2 separate regions of the Homo sapiens genome follow, and region 1 is linked to region 2. A link is a loop called in an ENCODE intact Hi-C map of the cell type or tissue named here. Cell type or tissue: MCF 10A. All regions are shown on one strand.

Region 1 (2,500 bases), 110 kb after region 2:
AGCATGTCTGATCCCCTCCCACACCTTCCATTCATGCCCTGAATTAGTTGCTCAGGTTTCTTTGGGATCCCTTTGGTGAAGAGGGGAGTCCATTTAGTCTGTTAGGGGCTCAGAATTTTATTTTGGTTTACATAGCCCTTTTCACACAGAAAACCACAAGCTGCTATAAACTGAGAAGGGAAAACTAAGCTTTAGAAGGAAGATCAAGTTTGGTTTTGAACATACTAAGTTTGAGACATCTATCAGACACTCAAGTAGAGTTGTAGGCATTTGGAAATTGGAATTTGGAGTATATGGGAGAGATGCAGAGTGGAAATATAAATTTGGGAGTCATTGGCCTATAGGTGGTTTTAAAAGTCATGAGGCTGGAGGATATCACCATGAAAGTGAGGCAGACCCAGAAGAAAATAGGTTCAATGTCTGATCTCTGGGCATGCTTCTGTTCCAACAGCAGAGAGGAAAGTAAAGGAAACTGACAGAAGTAGTCATTGATATCAGAGGCAATCCAGGATGATATAGTGCTAAAAGCCAATTGAAAACTTCTCCAGAAACATGAGGTTAGAACATCTCGATGGCCTTTGTAATTCAGGCAAGCTGAGCCTCAGTACCCATTCAGTCACACCAAGTGTAAAACCAGTCACTTAACACTGGCTTGCCAAGAATTGAGATTAAACGGCAAAGCCGTCTACATGAACAAACCACACATATGCACACTAAAACAAATTAGAATTTAAAAATACCACCCTTTCCCATAGACTTGAAATTTGAAGAATATTGATTTGAATATTCCAAGGCATAAGAAGAGAAGGTAGAATGGAAATGTAACATGGTGCTGGGCTTTCACATGGGCGCCGTTTCAACGTGATCAGAGGAAGCATCACTGGCCCCCCGAGTAGAGGTGGTGAATAAGCTAAATGACTGCCCGATTGAGTGGCATATCAGTCTAGTGAATCAAGCCTCAAGTACCTTATTGATGTGTCACACTATAAATCAACTTAATAAGAAATTTGCAGGTATGTTCAAATGTTAAAGTAACATTTTGCTTTCCTAGAGGACCTTTTCCCATTTTGAAGAGACCTGCTTATGCCATCTTTTCATGGAGATCAGCCATCTTCATTGACAGGTTCAAATTTTCAGAAACTCAATTTAGACCAAACTGTTAGAGAACATACTGATCAAATGATATGAGGCCCATGCAACCATAAAGCTGTAAATAAATGACAACATCAATGTTAACAGTGAGAAGGGAAAATAAAACCTAGGGCAAACACCCACCATATTTCAACAACTCTTTCTTAGACCTCAGTCTAAGTGCCAGCAAAATCTTGCTCTGAGACACGTAGTTGTAGTTTTTCATGTTTGCCCTATTGTTGTCTGACGCTATTGCCACATCTGACCTTTATACCTTAACTTTCCCTGTTAAGGACTTGCTATAAACCTCCCTCACTGCTGGCTGGCAATGCCCTCCAGTGGCCATTGTTGAAAAAGAGCCTGAAAAGAAGGTCCCAATTCTAGAACGGACTACGAGAACATGAAGAGCTAACTCACACTGATAAGCTGTTGTAGTGTGTTTTAGCATTCATTAGTTTTCCTATCTTTTTTCTTTTTTCTTTATTTTTTCTGACAACCCATCTTTCTTGATAGTCTTTCCAAATGTTCTTTCTTTCTTGACTTACTTCTAAACACATAAATCTGCATCCTATATCAATGCCAACTTGACATGGATGTCTATGTTTAGAAGGAATTTATGGCATAAAGGGCAAGCAAGTGCAGACGGTGTGGGTGCTATTTCAAGCTTTCATGGATCCTGGAACAAAGCAGATTATTTGAAGAAGGTTTTAATCCTGGAAAATAAATGCAAAAACAGCATTCACAACATTCTTTTCCTAAAATATGTTGCCTAGTGACCAAATTGAATCAATTGTCAATTGATCCAGTAGGAATCTCAATGGATGGTCTGTTTGACAAGGCTTTGTGAGGAAAAATAAGGATGAGCTTGTGAGGCTCTGTCTACCCAGGGGAAAGAAGTGTGTGGCAAGAAGAAATTCTAGAGAAGGAGTGGAACGGAAGACAGGAAAAAGCTATGTCTGAAAAATAAGACAGGAATAGAAAGTTTCAACTTAATTTTTTAAAAAAATTCATGTAAGATATTGAAGAATATTGAAAACATACAGCAATAATAAAAGAAATATTTTTATTTCCAGCCTTTATTATAATTAAAGTGCTTATTTTGAAGACAGCCATCCGACGGGGAAGCAAATATTAGTATCATCATCTTCAGACATTTGAGAAAATTGATTCAAATAAAGTTAAGGAATTTGACCAACGTAACAGATGATCTGGGTCCAAAATTCATTCTCTTATGAAAGAACATTATGAAAAAAGAAAATTAAAATGTAGGAAGGAAAATACTGAAGTTTGGAAATAAAGTAAAGACGTTCATTTAAACATTAATGTGCCCATATGTATTAGCTCAAGGTACCATAACAAAACACCACAG
Region 2 (2,500 bases):
TATATATACTATATAATATATGAATATATATAAAATATGTATAATGCATAAAATATATATACTGCATATATTTATATATATAGTTTTATTTGTTTCTTTTTCTCTAAGAAGTGATCCACTTTCCTCTGTTTTCCTCTGTTAGCTAGAGTAAAGGACTGATCAGTTTGTTGCTTCAAGCAGAATTTGAAATGTCTGTAGAGATGTTGTGGCTTTAATCCATCTGGCAGGGCTTAGAATGGAATCACTAGGAATCAAAGTAGTTGTTTCTTTTCTTTTTGGCTCAGCCCCCAAATACTTTGGGCCACCAAAACGCTAAAATTTTGATGTTATCAGAATTTTCGTTAATTTCAGCTTTAATTAGACTCATTTTAACTTTCTTTTAAATTTCTTGGCCACTTGTTTGGGACTTTCTTTTAAGTAATAACCTACGAATAAATACTGCAAGATTATGAGATCTCAAAAATAAAAAATCTTAGACGTATATCTGAAACTGAAACTACAACACTGCTAGACCCTCAGACTGCAAGACCTTGATGAAATCGAGGGGGCTCTAAGTCTGCAAGATGTGAAAACACTTCACTCTCATTGAAACAGTAACATAAACAAGAACACATTTTTTTTTCTTAAATTCATTAAAAAGCTATGAGCCTAAAATTTTTTACATACAAAAATAAGCACAAGGAGGATCATCGTAAGAGACAAAGGTTACTTTCATAGCTGACACAGCTTGGAGTAAGCAGTTTGGGCAAAGAAGAAAGAACTCTCGGATTGGGAAATAACTGGATAATCATTTAACATTTCTAGAGCTAGGTTGATGTCAACAGAGTGCAAACATTCGCCCGTATTACTGAGCACCTACCCATTGCGTTGAATAGAACAATTTCTGTTTGATTTGACTCTCCAGCAATATTCTAATAAGTAACAGCAAAATAATTGTTTTACATGCCTCATGAAAAAGTCACAATTTTATACTCCATCTTCTAAATCCCACAAATGTGCCTTCGTCCTGCATCAGCTGTTCAATATTTTTTCCCTCACAAACATTTGTCTCATTTACCATCTCCCCAGTGATTCTTTCCCTGAAACCCTGTACTTTTGTAAGCCGGATGTTTACTAATGCACAGCGCCATCTCCTGGTGATAATTAGGAATCAATAGCGGACGTGTACAAAGATTTAGGCTTGTTTCCAGTGGAAGCACAGGGTTAGCCCTCCTTGCCCAGTGTACCTTTTCCCTGACTGGGTGGTATTAGGCAACTCTAGCAAAAGCCGCCGCAAGAAACCATCCCGTTTATTAGAGATGCACCTGAGTGACTTTGTATTATAAAGAGGAACGCCATGATGACATACTTGCTTTTGCGTGTACTATTAGAGGCATGTAATAGACTATAATATCTGAACTTACAATATATGGTCAATAGCTACTGAATACAGATGGCACTGTGACATCAGGAAGAATATAAAATATCTCCATATTTGAGATTGTGAAGAAAAATCACCATTTGGAGTCAGAAAATCCAGATTTTAGTTGTGCGACCCAGACAAGTGCTTTTACTTCTGTGAGTCTCAGTTTCCTTATCGGTTAAATGATCATATCTCTTGCACCTGCCTTGGTGTGCTATTCTGTGGATAAAGTGAGATAATAGATGTAAAAACATCAGTGAAAGGCTAAACACATACAAGTGTCACTAGTAGTCATGGTTAGCTACTGAAATTAGATGGCACTTTTCATGACAATTCAATCCAAGCTGTGTTGCAGGCAGGAATTACAAGTGTGGTATCTTCTTGAGTTGAGAAAAATGGAATTAAAGGACTATTTACAAGTCTCTTTGTGATCCTCGGAAAAAAACAATAATCCCTTTTTCCGTGGATAATATTCTCATTCCTCTGATGATTACAGTCAACAAGGGCTGGTCAGTGACTCAGAGAAAGAGCCTATCCTACCTGAAAGAGGTGTGCTCACCACCAAGTAGTCAAAACATCTATGTGAGTGTTCACAGACACGGTCAGTCTTTTCTGCACTCACCGAAGCTGATACAGACAGGAAGCACAGGACAGTTTGGGGCAACTCCTAATCCCATCCTCCAAGCCACAATTACACACTTGGTTTTCCTGACTATCTTCTCATTTAAGGTTAGCTGTTAATATACAGTTTGATGTTTTAAAAAGGGGGTTTTAGGTGAGTTGTGCTCAGAAGGACTCTGGAGAACAGTGAGTGCAACTGTCTTTTTTTATAGATAAGAAAATTGATGACCAAAATAGAAACAACAAAAATTTACTCATGGTATCACATTGATACTGAACAGGTACCCCAATATATGAAACGCCCAACATATGTTTTGCTTGTTTATTTTGTTTTGTAATTACAGTACTGGGAACTGTTGTGGCTTTCTGTTTTCTCTTTGATCTGTGCTCCAAAGAATGATTCTGATTATAGGATGTCAATATCATAAAAATATAGCATTTGATGGTAACAAAGCTGCTCTCTGACTTACAAATACA

The links. Hi-C counts contacts between places; a loop is a spot of excess contacts. Peaks named below come from ENCODE experiments on the same cell type or tissue, not always from the same donor. Only the 100,000 strongest peaks of a DNase experiment are listed, where the experiment ranks them.
Region 1: it touches region 2 in a loop (9-fold over the local background); 13 of 110 quality-filtered maps call a loop at or near these places.

Annotation. Positions count from the first base shown.
Region 1 is chr3:190,700,174-190,702,673 of GRCh38, reverse strand. No RefSeq gene overlaps it. Among named protein-coding and RNA genes, the nearest start is that of LINC02013, 2.1 kb to the right of the region's middle. In MCF 10A, a CTCF peak has its summit at 1,477 (motif pointing left); a DNase peak (open chromatin) is centred at 1,443.
Region 2 is chr3:190,810,619-190,813,118 of GRCh38, reverse strand. No RefSeq gene overlaps it. Among named protein-coding and RNA genes, the nearest start is that of GMNC, 51 kb to the left of the region's middle. In MCF 10A, a CTCF peak has its summit at 1,141 (motif pointing left); a DNase peak (open chromatin) is centred at 1,128.